Regions from separate parts of the Homo sapiens genome. Here region 2 is linked to region 1. Evidence: read pairs that join two places in POLR2A ChIA-PET (ENCODE). Cell type or tissue: PC-9. All regions are shown on one strand.

The links. ChIA-PET counts read pairs that join two places held together with the same protein. Peaks named below come from ENCODE experiments on the same cell type or tissue, not always from the same donor. Only the 100,000 strongest peaks of a DNase experiment are listed, where the experiment ranks them.
Region 2: POLR2A ChIA-PET joins it to region 1 with 9 read pairs; 2 of 35 experiments call an interaction of 5 or more read pairs at or near these places.

What each region holds. Positions count from the first base shown.
Region 1 is chr2:24,107,275-24,115,274 of GRCh38, reverse strand. It overlaps PFN4 (profilin family member 4), which reads left to right. Exons shown (of 5, transcript NM_199346.3): 5 at 1-466. It also overlaps a transcript of FAM228B not described here. Among named protein-coding and RNA genes, the nearest start is that of PFN4, 12 kb to the left of the region's middle. In PC-9, no CTCF peak of the experiment used is centred here; DNase peaks (open chromatin) are centred at 3,604, 4,154 and 6,364; H3K27ac peaks cover 4,022 bases.
Region 2 is chr2:24,223,506-24,231,505 of GRCh38, reverse strand. All of the region lies in intron 29 of ITSN2 (intersectin 2), which reads left to right. Among named protein-coding and RNA genes, the nearest start is that of FAM228A, 52 kb to the right of the region's middle. In PC-9, a CTCF peak has its summit at 2,794 (motif pointing left); no DNase peak of the experiment used is centred here.

The DNA of each region.
Region 1 (8,000 bases):
CAAGAATGCAAGGCTCTCACCACTCTTTATCCAAGACATTTCTCAGGGTTAGGTTGCAGCAAGCAACCTTGAAAAATGAAGGGATGTCTCCCATCAGGACAGAGAGCAAGCTTGCTTACTGTTTGCTATAAAAGCAGTGGAGTCCCTGAGCTCAGTGTTACCCCTCCTGTAATACAACTCCCTGCATGTGTGACATCTGTCTGGCTCACATCACCCCGGTGAGACTTGGGAGAAGGGATTGCAAAGGCCATTCAACAATGGACCACTAGTCAAGGTATTCAATGGACATTTCACACTCCCATTTGCAGGTATCTGGTATCATTTTGAACATTGGAAAGGCCTTCTCAAAAATCAACTCAAAAAGATTTCTGACTCTAACCCTAACTCTCACTGCACACCTTAGTAAGGCAGTATGGTCACTAAATGCACCCTTCCCCAGAAAGAGTTCATCTCCTCTTGGTCTCCTAGGTGATAATCTGGACCATAAGGGTGGAGAGCTATAGAACCTATTTTGAAAATTCAAGATTCTACACTGACTATTGCTAAACATGATGCATCTTTTTTTCCCTGACAACATCCTCAGGCCAGCCTGGTTGGTATACCCTTCAGATGTCCCTGGGGAGAGACCACCTTCGACTACTTAAAAAAAGACAGCCTAGGGAATTCAAATTTAATTCTGGTTCAGCTAGATTGGACTAACATGGTCCTATATCATGACGATAATGACTACTTAGTTAAGTACACTGTTCTCTAGATCCCTCTACAGGGTTCTACACAGGCCAAGATAGGATATAATGGTTCTCTTTAATTTTGCAAAAATGCCCCTGTCCCTCTTACATCTGACCCTTCCAGACAAGATGTCTGGAAGCAAGTAGGGCACGATTGGAGAAAAAGTATAGACATGGCTACTGGGATGGGACACACCAACTGCATGGCCACGGAGACCCTAGCACCTGGAGAGGGAACACATTCGATCTCAGGAGATTGGGAAACGGGAGCCCTTTCATGTTCTTTTTGTCCCCCAGATTCAGCATCTCCTTGTGGCAAACCCTAACTTACTAGCCTTTGTAAGTCAAGTAAAATCAAATCTTAGGTCCTTTATAGTTGTAATCAGGCAGTGAGGTACAGAATTCAAAATTCCAAAGACATGCCATCTAGGGCAGGATGTCTTTTGCTGGTATTTACAAAATTATCTCATTTTCAGCTCTGTATAATAGCCTTACACAGAACTTACTTCCAACATCATTCCTTTTCTGAGCTTGGATGGCCAAGTACCACAGATTTGTTTTTTTGTTTTTGTTTTAGTTTTTGATTGGTAGCCTTGCCACTAGTCCGTTCATCCATTATTTAGTCAGTAGTTTGATTCTTTTGGGGGTTTTGTTGTTGTTGTTTGTTTTGAGACAGAGTTTTGCTCTTGTCACCCAGGCTGGCGTGCAATGGTGCAATCTCGGCTCACTGCAACCTCCACCTCCAGGTTTCAAGTGAATCTCCTGCCTCAGCCCCCCAAGTAGCTGGGATTACAGGCACCCACTACTACACCTAGCTAATTTTTGTATTTTTAGTAGAGACGGGGTTTTGCCATGTTGGTCAGGCTGGCCTCGAACTCCTGACCTCAGGTGATCCACCCGCCTCCGCCTCCCAAAGTGGTGGGATTACAGGCCTCAGCCACTGTGCCCGGCCTGTTTTTTGTTTTTATTTTTGTTTTGAAACAGGGTCTCACTCCATAACCCAGGCTGGAGTGCAGTGGTGTGATCACAGTTAACTACAGCCTCAATCTCCTAAGCTCAAGCGATGCTTCCACTTCAGCCTCCCGAGTAGCTAGGGTTATAGGCACATGCCACGTGCAGCTAATTTTTAAATTTTTTGTAAAGATGGGGTCTCACCATGTTGCACAGGCTGGTCTAGAACTCCTGGGCTCAAGCAATCGTTCTGCCTCGGCCTCCCAAAGTGCTGAGATTACAAGAGCGAGACACTGCATCTGGCCTTTGATTCTTTTTGAAAAGAGATAACAGTAAATTTTAAATTAACTTATTTAGCATTCTTTGTAATAAGAACGTTAAATAAGTGTATTTAGATGTATTGTTTACTGTTGTATCACCACTACCTAGCACATAGTCGGCTTTGTGCTAGGTAGTAATGATACAACAGTAAATAATACATCTACCCCAAGACAGGCTCACAATTTAGTGGGGAAGGCAAGTTGTAAATGAGTCACATGACCACATGATAAATGCTGGAGCAGGTGTAAAACAACTACAGAGCACAGTCCTGAAGACTAACTGTGTCTTCAGGAACCTGAAACTAGCATTTGAAGTGCATTTGGAAGAAGAGTGAGTATGGAAGAGAGTAAAGAGTATTCCAGGCTGAAGGAGCACCAAATGCCAAGGCACAGAGTGATGAAAAGGCCTGTTGTGTGGAAAGAATGGTGAGAGGTTCCATGTGGCTGGAAAGCAGTACGTGGGAGACAGTGATCAATGAAAATGGGAAGATGGATAGAGCCAAAATAGAAAAGGCTACTCTCCTTGGAGTCACTCAGAAGACATCAAGCAGTGCTGTGGGGTAGACAGTACTTTTAGAAAACTATTAAATTAGGATTACAAAAGTAATATACACTCACTTTTATAACTTGGGAAAATAAGTTAGTCATAATTTCACATTAAGTGAAAATTTCTGGGCCCGGCATGGTGGCTCATGCCCATAATCCCAGCACTTTGGGAGACTGAGGCTGGCGGATCAGCTGAGGTCAGGAGTTTGAGACCAGACTGGCCAACATGGCAAAACCCCATCTCTACTAAAAAATACAAAAATGAGCTGGGCGTCATAGCAGGTGCCTGTAATCCTAGCTACTCAGGAGGCTGAGGCACAAGAATCGCTTGAACCCAGGAGGCGGAGGTTGCAGTGAGCCAAGATCGCGCCACGGCACTCTACCCTGGGCGACAAGAGCGAAACTCCACCTCAAAAAAAAAAAAAAAAAAAAAGATGAAAGCTTCTGGTGATGGTTTTGAGATTTTCTTCAGGTCTCTTTTGATGCACATAATATATACATTTTAACCTTACCTAGCCTTAATGCATAGAGTTGACATTCCACTATGTTCATTTAGCATGATGCTATGAGACCTTGAATGTCTTTAAATTGCTTCAAAAACATTTTAAATCGCTGCATATCATATAAACATTATATTGTTCTTTGTTAGATATTTAGATTATTTCTACTTTTTCACTTTGTAAGTAATATTACAGTTTAGAACTTTTACATAATTCTTTGTATCTCTGATTATTTCCTTAGGTCTGGAAGTGGAATTTCAGGGTCAGAATTTGAGCAAGTTTATGGCTCTCTGGAGTTTTTGTTTTGTCTCTTACAAGGAAGGAATTTTACACCATAGCTTGTAACATGCAGTTGAGGGGTTTTTTTTGGCAGATGGGAGTTGTATGTAATTCAGCTCTAATTTATCAGCCCCCTCTGCTTGTGGGGTGAGTCCGAAGCAGTCTTAGTGTCCCAGTGGGTGAGGATGAGAGGAAATACTGCAGACATTTGAACTAGCTGAGTCAGAGACTGGAGAAGCAGGTTACTCTTTAAATTCCAGTTAGTGCTAAATCATGGTGATGTTGGACAGTCACACCTCTGCAGTCCAGAGATGTACAATATAAAGATACTTGTGAGGTTTGCACGACAAGCCAGGAAGCATTTGAGGACTTCTAGCCACAACTCCAAAAGAGGACAGGGATGCCAAGGCCCAAAGCTAAACAAAGACTGAGCTATCAATACTTCAGGCTAAAATTAGGCTGTGTCATCAAAACAGAATGGACAGGAGCAGAGATATGCAAAGAATGGCTCTCAAGCCTGCAAGACTTGAACATGTGAACATATTGATATGTGTGTAGAAGGAATGTGTAACCACAAAAAAAATGGAAGTGGGGCCAGGTGCGGTGGCTCATGCCTATAATCCCAGCACTCGGGAGGCTAAAGCAGGTGGATTGCCTGAGCCCAGGAGTTCGAAATCAGCCTGGGCAACATAGCAAGATCTTGTCTCTACAAAAAATGCAAAAATAGCTGGGCATGGTGGCACACCCCTGTAGTCCCAACTACTCAGGAGGCTGAGGCAGAAGGGTTGCTTGAGCCCAAGAGTTTCAGGTTACACTGAGCTATGATCATGCCACTATATTCTAGCCTAGGTGACACGGCGAGACTCTGTTTCAAAAAAAAAAAGATCAGCCAGGAAGCTCAGATAAGAGTCACTGGAGTAAATGTTGGTTGGGCCCATTCAAAGTGGGAGGGTTTATGAGCAAACAATTTAAGTACCCTGGTAGTTTCCAACAATAATTCTTTGACCAAGTGTCCTACGATTCAATTTGACACTAGCTAACTGGAGTTAGTGTAGACCTCACAGGTTAAGGAGCTCAGTTCCCACAAGCCTGTCCCCACTACAGATGCCAAACACGAGTTCCAGGTCCCCAGGCTACCCGCACTACCCACACTTCTGTCTGACCTGGCTACAGATTTGGGGGGGGAGTCCCATGACTCATGATAATTTGCTGGAATGACTACAGAACTCATGAAAAGGCTACACTGCACTTACGATTGCAGTTTTCTTATAAAGGATGCAAGTCAGGAATAGCCAAATGGAGATGTATAGGGCGGGGGCACAGAACTTCCACACCTCTCCAGACACATGCGCCTCCCAGCACATGGAGGTGTTCGCCAGCCCAGAAGCTCTCTCTCCAAACCTTGTTGTTCCAGGGTTTTTATATGGGCTTCTGTTATGTAGGCATAATTGACTGAATCATCGGCTATATGATTGAACTCAATCCCCACTCACTTTTCCTCCCCAGAAGTCAGGAGATGAAGCTAAAAGTTCCAGCCCTCTAATCACAGGGTTGGTTCTTCTGGTGACCAGCCCCTGCCCTGAAGCTATCTAGTACCTATCCCCCATCCCAGAAATGGGTGACTGATAGGTGTTTTTTCTGATCCCCTCCCTCCTCCCACCCTCCACTCTCAAGCAGGCCCCAGTGTCTGTTGTTTCCCTCCTAGTATCCACGTGTTCTCCTTGTTTAGCTCCCACTTACAAGTGAGAACAGGTGGTATTTGGTTTTCTGTCCCTGTCTTAGTTTGCTAAGGATAATGCCTCCACCTCTATCCATGTTGCTGCAAAGGACATGATCTCATTCTTTTTATGGCTGCATAATATTCCATGATGTATATATACCACATTTTCTTTATCCTGTCTACCATTGATAGGCATTTAGGTTGATTATGTGTCTTTACTATTGTGAATAGGCTGCAGTGGACATATGCATGGATGTATCTTTATGGTAGAATGATTTATATTCTTTTGGGTATATACCCAGTAATGGGATTGCTGGGTCAAATGGTAATTCTGTTTTAAGTTCACTGAGGAGTTGCCACACTTATTTCTACAATGGCTGAACTAATTTACACTCCCATCAGCACTGTATAAGCATTCTCTTTTCTCCACAACCTCGCCAACATCTATTATTTTTTGACTTTTTAATAATAGCCATTCTGAATGGTGTGAGATGGTATCTTGTAGTTTTCATTTGCATTTCTCTAATGGTTAGTGATGTTGAGCATTTTTCATATGCTTTTTGGCTGCATATATGTCTTCTTTTGAAAAGTGTCTGTTCATGTTCTTTGCCCACTTTTTGATGGGGTTGTTTTTGCTTGTAAATTTGTTTAAGTTCCTTATAGATTCTGGATATTAGACCTTTGTCAGATGTATAGTTTGCAAATATTTTCTCTCAGTAGGTTGTCTGTTTACTCTGTTGATAGTTTCTTTTGCTGTGCAGAAGCTCTTTAATTTAATTACATGCCATTTGTCAATTTTTGTTTCGTTGCAATTGCTTTTGGTGTCTTCATTATGAAATCTTCACCAAGTCCTATGTCCAGAATGGCATGTCCTAGGTTATCTTCCAGTGTTTTTATAGTTTGAGTTTTTACACATAAGTCTTTAATCCATCTTGAGTTGATTTTGTATATGGTGTAAGGAAGGGGTCAAATTTCAATCTTCTGCATGTGGCTAGCCATTTATTCTAGCACCATTTATTGAATAAGGAGTACTTTCCATTGCTTTTTTTTTTTTTTTTTGCCATTACTCTTTTTTTTTGTCAACTTTGTTGAAGATCAGATGGTTATAGGTGTATGGCATTATTTCTGGGCTCTCTCTACTGTTCCATTGGTCTATATGTCTGTTTTTGTACCAGTACCATGCTGTTTTGGTTACTGTAGCCCTGTAGTATATAGTTTGAAGTTGGGTAAGGTGATGCCTTCAGCTTTGCTTAGGGTTGCCTTAGCTATTCGAGCTCTTTTTTGGTTCCATATGAATTTCAAAATAGCTTTTTCTTTTTTTTTTTTTTTTGAGACGGACTCTTGCTCTGTCAGCCAGGCTGGAATGCAGTGGCGCAATCTCGGCTCACTGCAAGCTCCGCCTCCCAGGTTCATGCCATTCTCCTGCCTCAGCCTTCCAAGTGGCTGGGACTACAGGTACCCACCACCACACCCAGCTAATTTTTTGTATTTTTAGTAGAGACAGGGTTTCACCGTGTTAGCTAGGATGGTCTCGATCTCATGACCTCGTGATCTGCCCGTCTAGGCCTCCCAAAGTGCTGGGATTACAGGCATGAGCCACTGTGCCCGGCCAATTTGCATATGTTAAACCAACTTTGCATGTGCTGTTGGATTCAGTTTGCTAGCATTTTGTTGAGAATTTGTGCATCTATGTTCATCAAAAATATCAGCCTGAATTTTTCTTTTCTTTTTATTTTTGTTGTTGTTGTGTCTCTGACAGGTTTTGGTATCAGAATGATGCTGGCCTCATAGAATGAGTTGGGGAGGAGTCCCTCCTCCTCAATTTTTTGTAATAGTTTCTGTTGGAATGGTACCAGCTTTTCTTTATACATCAGGTAGAATTTGGCTGAGAATCCCTCTGGTCCTGGACCTTTTTTGTTTGTTTGTTTGTTTGTTTTGGTTGGTGGGCTTTTTATTACTAATTCAATTTCAGAACTCATTATTGGTCTGTTCAGGGATTCAGTTTATTCCTGGTTCAGTCTTAGGAAGCTGTATGTGTCCAGGAATTTATCCACTTCTAGATTTTCTAGTTTGTGTGCATAGAGGTATTCAAAGTAGTCTCTAAAGGTGTTTTGTATTTCTGTGGGGCCAGTGGTAACCTCCTCTTTGTAATTTCTAATTGTATTTATTTGGATCTTCTCTCGTTTTTTCTTTATTAGTCTAGCTAGTGATCTATCTATCTGATTAATTTCTTTCAAAGAACCGATTTCTGGATTTGTTGATCTTTTGTATGGTTTTTGTGTCTCAATTTCCTTTAGTTCAGCTCTGATTTTGGTTATTTCTTGTCTTCCAATAGCTTTGGGGTTGGTTTGCTCATGCATTCCTAGGTCTTCTAGTTGTAATATTAGGTTGTTAATTTGGGATCTGTCTGTTTCATGTGGGCATTTAGTGCTATAAACTTCCCTATTAACACTGCCTTAGCTGTGTCCCAGAGATTCTTGTATGTCATATCTTTGTTCTCATTAGTTTGGAAGAATTTTTTTATTTCTGACCTAATTTCGTTATTTACCCAAAAGTCATTTTGGAGCAGGTTGTTTAATTTCCATGTAATTGTGTGATTTCAATGATTTTCTTAGTATTGATTTCTATTTTTATTGCACTGTGGTCTGAGAATGTGGTTGGTATGATTTCAGGTTTTTTTATTTTGCTGAGTATTGTTTTATGTCTGATTGTCTGGTTGATTTTGGAGTATGTGCCATTTGGTGATAAGAAGAATGTATATTCTGTTGTTTTTAGGTGGAGCACTCTGTAGATGTCTATCAGGTTACTTTGGTCAAGTGTTCAGTTCAGGTCCTGAATAGCTTTGTTAATTTTCTGCCTCAATGATCTGTCTAATACTGTCAGTGGGGTGTTGAAGTCTCCCATTATTATTGTGTGGGAATCTAAATCTCTTCATAGGTCTCTAAGAACTTGTTTT
Region 2 (8,000 bases), 120 kb before region 1:
CAACCTGATAGTAGCCATGATCTCTCATCTTTCTTCTTTGCCCACTCTTCTTGTCTACCAAAAAGGACCTACCAGGAAGTTTTCATCAATTTCTCTGACTGCCTGTAGTCAACACTGCTGTACTGTCTCCTGAAGCTCAGAGTGTATCTTCACATCACATTCCATAAATGCTTATCGAAGCCCTCCTGTGTGTCAGACACTGGGGATGTGGCAAATTATAAGACAAAAATTTCTGCCATCTTGGAGCTGGTGTTTGAGTAGGCTAAAACAGAAAACGAACAAAATGAGAATGTGAAGTGTGTAGCATCTTAGAAAAATGAAGCAGGGAAGAGGAATGGGAGTTCTGCAAGGGAGGTGGATCCAGAGGGATTTTATTTTGAATAAAATACTCAGATAAAACCTCTCTGAGATAGTGACGGCAGGCAGAGACTGGAGGGGTGTGAGGATATCTGGAGGGAGCCATGCGGATATCTGGAAGATCATTCTGGGCAGATTTTGCACCTGCAAAATCCCTGCAGCAGGAGCATCCTGTGGTGCCTGAGGAATAGTGCGGAGGCCTGTGCGGTGGGAAGAGGGAAGAGCAGGAGAGAAGGAGGAAGCGAGGGTCTGGGTGTGACCTAGGAAATGAAGGAGGTTGTTTAGGTTCTTGTGGGCTATTTATAAACTTTGGCTTTTGTTTGGAGTGAGAAGAACCCATTGGAGGGTTTTTATTATTTTTATTTTTATTTCTTTTTTTTGAGATGGAGTTTCACTCTTGTCGCCCAGGCTGGAGTGCAATGGCATGATCTCCGGTCACTGCAACCTCTGCCTCCTGGGTTCAAGCAATTCTCCAGCCTCGGCCTCCCAAGTAGATGGGATTACAAGTGCCCACCACCATGCCCAGCTAATTTTTATATTTTTAGTAGAGACGGGGTTCCACCATGTTGGCCAGGCTGGTCTCCAACTCTTGACCTCAGGTGATCCACCCACCTCGGCCTCCCAAAGTGCTGGGATTACAGGCGTGAGCCACCGCACCCAGCCAAGGGTTTTAATGAAAGGAGTGACATGATCTGGTGTGTTTTAACAGTACTGCTCTGCCTTGCCAGATTAAAGAGGGGAAGGGATCAGAAGCCAGGAGATCCATTGGAAAGCTACTTCAGTAATCCAAGCACAAGATGATGATAACTTGGATCAGAACAGCCATGGGGGACGTGTGAGAAGTGGTCTGGATGTATTGTGAAGAGGGATCCCACAGGTGGATTGAATGTGAAGTGTGAGAAGTATCAGGTGGCGTGAGCAGCTGGAGAGATGATATTGCCATCCACTGAGGTGGAAAATTATAGAGGAGCAGGTTGGGAGATGATTAGGGGTTTGGCTTTTGATGTTACTTTGATGTGCCTTTTAGACATCTGAATGGGGATACTGAGTATACAGCAGAACGTGTGAAGAAGTTCAGGGAAGATGTTCAGGCTGGAGTGTAAATTTGGGAGCCTATCAGTACATAAATAAGCCATGAGAATGAACTGGGTCACCAAGGCTCTGAGTATGTCGAGGAAAGTTCCAAGGACTGAATCTTAGGGCACTGCGACATTAGAAGTCTGGAGAGTTGAGGAGGAACGAGCAAAGGAGCCGTGGAAGGGCAGACCAGTGAGGTGGGAGGATATGAGGAGAGGAGAGGTGGTGACCTGGAAGACGAGTGAAAAAGGATCTCATGAGGATCGAGTCATCAGCAATCACAGATGTTAGCGATAGGTCAAGTAAAATAACGGAGGAGGCTACCTGGGGAGATTAGGAAGTTCTTTTTCTTTAAAGTGAAATATCTGAAAATAATGTTAAATGTATAATTTTCCAGCTACATTCAGTAAACATTTTTCTACAGTAATATTGATTCCTTGGTGTTTGTTGAAATTGGTTCTGTGGGTTCTTTGTGTTGTTGTTGAGACAGTGTCTTACTCTGTCACCCAGGCTAGAGTGCAGTGGCACAATCTTGGCTCACTACAACCTCTGCCTCCTGGGTTCAAGTGATTCTCGCACCTCAGCCTCCTGAGTAGTTGGGATTACAGGCGCCTGTCACCACACTCAGCTAATTTTTGCGTTTTTAATAGAGATGGGGTTTCGCCATGTTAGCCAGGCTGGGCTCGAACTCCTGACCTCAAGTGATCTGCCCACCTCGACCTCCCAAAGTGCTGGGATTACAGGCGTGAGTGAGCCAGCACGCCCAGCCTGGTTCTATGGAAAAAGAATGTATAGTCTCTTGTATGTGTGTTCATATGTTAACCTTGTTAATAGTGTTCAAATCTTTCATATTCTCATTAATTTTCATTGAGAGAACTATATTAAACTCTACTACGATTATAGATATGTCAGTTTTTTCTTTTTTTTGGAGGGAGGTGGGGTATGGGTCTTAGTTTTTTATTTTACACTTTGAGGCTTTCCTGTTAGTTGTTTTTTTATTTTACACTTTGAGGCTTTCCTGTTAGTTGCAAATAAGATCAGAATTATTCTTCTTCCTGGTGAATGTTTCTACCATCTCATACGGGTCCTTAAAGCCTAATTTGTCTGTTGTAATAAAACCTCCCCAGTTGCTTTTAGAATTTTTATTTGGATAGCTTTTTCTAGCCCACTACTTCCAACACTTCTATGACCTGATTTTTAATCCAGAGCCTCTCTTTTCACTGACAGATTTAAGCCATTTACATTGATTAAAACAATTTAATACTTTTATTTGTATCTATTTTATTATGTATTTTCTATTTACCAGGCATTTTCTTTGCCCCTTTTTGTTCTGCTGACACAGGGACTTCTGTCGCACTGATCAAGTTTCTTTGTTTCTTTTATTGCCCTCTACTGGTTGGGAAATTATGTAGTCTATGTCTGTTCTTTGAGTGGTTACCTTTCCATTTTTAACATACCTGTTTGCCTTTGATCAATATCTCTTCCTTCTGCTGATCAATGCAAGGAGGATGATTTATCTCTAATGATTCTCTTATGTCTTTCATGTTATTACATTTTTGTGTTTTAACTTCACCTTGTATTTATACCTGCCAACTTAGTATTATTGTTGTTTTATACAGTCAATGATTATTTTGATTTCTTACACATTTACTAGTATTTTGGCTCACCATTTCTCATATCTCTTTTCTTTTTCCTTCTTATGTAATTTCCTTCTTCCTGAAATACGTCTTTTAATAGTTTTTCCAGTCATGTCTATTAGTGGTAAATGCGCTCAGACTTTGTCTGAAAATGTGTTTATTTCTCTGTCATCTGTGATTTAGATTTTTAGCTGGACAGTTATTTTTTTCTCTGTGTTGTGTGTTATGTGCAGCCAGTCTAATTGCTGTTCATGTGGTTATTCTGATTTTTCTTTCTGACTGTTTAATCATGTTTTTTCTTCCCTCCTTGGTGTTCTGGTATGGATTTATTTTTTTCCTAATCAGAAGCCATTGTTCTGAATTTGAGGCATTGTATCATTCTTCAATTCTAGAAAAGTCTCAGCCATTATAATCTCAATATTACCTCTCTCAATTCTTTCTATTCCCTTCTCCTGGACTACCTGTCAGATGTATGTTGGGCCTTGTCATTCTGTCCTCTGTGTCTCTTAACTTCCGTTTTATGTTTTCCATCTTTTTTTTCTTTTTTTAGTGCAATGGCACGATCTTGGCTCACAACAACCTCTGCCTCCCAGGTTCAAGCAATTCTCCTGCCTCAGCCTCCTGAGTAGCTGGGATTACAGGCACCCGCCACCATGCCCCGCTAATTTTTTGTATTTTTAGTAGAGACGGTTCACCCTGTTGGCCAGGCTGGTCTTGAACTCTTGACCTCAGGTGATCCACCCGCCTTGGCCTCCCAAAGTGCTCAGATTACAGGTGTGAGCCACCATGCCCAGCCTTCCATCTCTGTTTCTTTCTGGGCTACATTCTAAATAATTCTTCACATCTGTTTTTAGGTTTACTAATTCCTAGGATGTGTTTAATCTGCTATTTAATCTATTAATTTATCATTTCCATGACAATATTTGCCATTTTTATTCTTTTTCAACTCTCCTTATTCTTTCTTTTAATAGACTACCTATGGCTTCAAGCCCTTCATTATGTGTCTTGAGTAATGTTAAACATATATATTTTACATCTCCATGTGTATTTTTGTTCTACTGTCATATGTTCTTGGTGTTCTAATCCTCATTTTTCAATTTATGGTGGATTTTTCCCGTTTTTTGTAATTTTTTTTTTTTTTTTTTTACTTTGAGCTCATCTTTAATGAGACTTGGTTTTTCTGTGGAATCTCATGGAGCCACAGTTGTGAGTGTGACCCTCCAGGCCAGTTGCACCATTCCTTTGGCCAGTCACCCTAAGGGTATCACCAGCTAGTGACCAATTTTTGTGTTGTTTTTTGTTTTTCTTTTTCTTTTTTTGAGATGGAGTCTTGCTGTATCGCCCAGGCTGGAGTGCAGTGACACGATCTCAGCTCACTGCAGCCTCTGCCTCCCAGGTTCAAGTGATTCTCCTGCCTCAGCCTCCCAAGTAGCTGGGACTACAGGCAGACGCCACCACCCCTGGCTAATTTTTGTATTTTTAATAGAGATGGGGTTTCATCTCTACTAAATGTTAGCAATAGGTCCAGTAAAATAACAGAGGAGGCTACCTGGGGAGATTAGGAAGTTCTTTTTCTTTAAAGTGAAATATCTGAAAATAATGTTAAATGTGTAATTTTCCAGCTACATTCAGTAAACATTTTTCTACAGTAATATTGATTCCTTTGTGCTCAGACCTCAAGTGAGCACCAAGAAAAACCAGAATAACCACATGAACAGCAATTAGACTGGCTGCACATAACACACAACACAGAGAAAAAATAACTGTCCAGCTAGAAATCTAATTCATGGATGACAGAGAAATAAATACATTTTCAGACAAAGTCTGAGCACATTTACCGCTAATAGAACTCCTGACCTCAAGTGATCTGCCCACCTCGGCCTCCCAAAGTGCTTGGATTACAGGTGTGAGCCACCATACCTGGCCAATTTTTGTGTTAATTCATCTGAATTCTTGAACTCCAAGTTTGTGTAAGATGCAAGCCCAGCATTTCCATTCATTACTTAACAGACAAAAAACTTTTTAATCATGTCACTCTTCTGGAGAGAGGACATTTTTCCTACTCCACCCTGTAACATTCAGTCTCCTGCCAGAGTTTCCTCTCATTGGCCAAACCCAGGCAGAGGCCAAATAGAACAGAAGCTTAGAAAAAACAGCCTGCAGGATTGGCTTTTTTGCAGCCCAGAGCAGAACAGGGAAAAGGTGAGAAATGGACCTGGGCACAAACAGGCCTAGGACCAACACAATATTCTATCCCCTAACAAATATTCCCTGACTGCAGGTAGCCAACACGCTGTGCTCAGCTTGCTATTACAGAAATGTGTTAGACACAGTCCCTGGTCTGCAGTCAGAGCCACTGACACCGTAACTACACAGATTAACAACAGCACCAGTTAGACGATGTGTAATGTTAAAAGACAGATACAAACCAGTACCATGGAAACACTGCATGTGTTCAGCGGTCACAGCTTGCTAAGGGCTACTCTATTGACAATGCAGGTATAGAGAGTGGCAAAGGGGTGTATCCTATCCATAAAACCCGAATTCCTCAGTTCATCAGGACTTTTCTCAGGACAAAAAAGATGTTACCCTCCCTCCTCTCAAAAAAAGAGGATTCTGTGGTCAAATACGTGTTGGGAACCCTGAGCTCATCAAATTTTTCTGTAGCACAGAGTTTCTCACTGCCTAATAGGCTAATGTGCACTGGGGCCCTGCGAGTGAGATATACAGCCTGCAGCATTGTCTGGATTCATCTGACCGCACAGGACAGGAGCATCAGGAGCCTATTTTGGCATTTGCTGGACTGGGGGGAGCAGAGAGCCAGGCAGCAGGCAAGAGGCAGAAGACAGAAGGAAACACCAAGAAGAGGAGAGGCTCAAGGGCTGAGAAAGGCAGACTCAAGTCTCCAAAAAAGCCTCCCATCCAAGGCGCCTGTGCTGTGGGCCGGCAGGGGAGGGTGCAAGCTCAGAAGAGGTCACTGAACTTGGCAATGCCAAGGTCATCGATACCTTCCCGAGAGCAGTGTCGGGCAGTGGGGCAGAAACCAGAATCCCGAGTGGAGATGTGACAGGGAAAGCTAGCGAGAGTTGGCCATGGGTGTAAACCCCTCTAGTGACATTTGCCAATGAGACCAAAGGCAGGCGGTGCTGAGGAGGGGGCAGGGTTGGAGAAGTGTGCTTGTTGGTTGGTTTCAAACAGTGGGATAGGAGGGACACTTAGCAATGTTTATGGGCTAAGAAGGAAATGGCGAAGAGTGAACATAGAAGCGTGAAGGAAAGGGAGGGGCCCTGGAGGAGAGGCTGACTACAGACAGTGGCTTTAGAAAGAAACAGGACCCCTCCTTCCCTAACTCAGGAAGGACACACAGGGACAAATGGACAGACAGAAGGGGAGGAAGAGAGGCCTCGTGTCTTTATTTTTTCCCTGACATCAGAGGTAAGAGCATCTGGAAGTGAGGGTAGGAGCTGGGTTGGAAACTTAAACAGAGGGTAAAAATTTAAGAGCAGGCCAGGCGTGGTGGCTCACGCCTGTAATCCCAGCACTTCGAGAGGCCGAGATGGGCAGAGCACTTGAGGCCAGTAGTTGGAGACCAGCCTGGCCAACATGGCGAAACCCCGTCTCTACTAAAGATACAAAAATTAGCTGGGTGTGGTGGGCACCTGTAGTTCCAGCTACTCGGAGACTGAGGCAGGAGAATCGCTTGAACCCGGGAGGCGGAGGTTGTAGTGAGCCGAGATCGCGCCGCTGCACTCCAGCCTGGGCCACACAGTGAGACTCCGTCTCAAAAAAAAAAAAAAAGTTGAAGAGCCGTCATGATGAAATGCAAAAGGGTCAGCTAGGCATGGCATGCCAGGGGTGTCCCCACATTATCCTGCTACAGCTAATGCAATGTATAGTCTAGTTTTAGAAACAAATATCTGAGGTTCTTGCTATTATTCCAAGGTATTATTCCAGATACAGTGGCCAATACTTGTGGTTTTTAATGTAAATCATTGTTTCCCAAGGTGTGATAGTTGTATCCTTGTGGTGCTCAACGCACTGGTACACAAAATGGACCTGTTTCATTCGAATGATTATATATTTGCTTTAATGATTATTAGAAGAAACATAATGAGCACACTTAACTTCAAACACGAGTACGTTTAGAGAAAAATATTAAGTAAATAATAATAGAGATGGAATGTGGATATGGCAAAAGTCTTGAAAGCAGAACATGAAGTTTGTAAGACAGTGGTGTGGGAGGTGGGGCAACCTTGGAAACTGGTCTGAGTTCCCTCCATCAATCACCTGGCCACACCGAGTAGCACCACTGGATCATATCAGGATCAGTGCCATTTCGCCAGGTGTCTGGTCACCAAGCCTCTCCTTGCTCCACAAAAGCCTCGTCAAGCAGACATTTGGATTAGCCTCAGTGATTTTTTTTAACACTCAGTTACCCTCTGCAGTTCCCCCTGGCAGAAGATAATAAAATACTATCTCCCTAAAAGCGTAACAATTTTGAACATGACAGTGGCATTATGATTTATTTCTTTCTTTTCTTTATTTTTCTTCTTTCTTTTTTTTCTTTCTTTCCTTTCTTTCTTTCTTTTTCTTGTTTCTTTCCTTTTTTTCCCTTCCTTCCCTTCCCTTCCTTCTTTCACTCCTTCCTTCTTCCCTCACTCCCCTCCCCTCCCCTCCCCTTCCCTTTCCCCTTACATTCACTTTTTCCTTCCTTCTCCCTGTTCCTTTCTTTTCCTTTTTTTTTTTTTTTTGAAACAGGGTCTCACTCTTATCTGGCCTGGAGTACAGTGGTGCAGTCACAGCTCACTGCAAACTTGAACTCTCAGACTCAAGCAGTCCTCCCAGCCTTAGCCTCCCAAGTAGCTGGGACTACAGGCACATGCCACCACGCCTGGCTAATTTTTTTTTTTTTAATTTGGTAGAGATGAG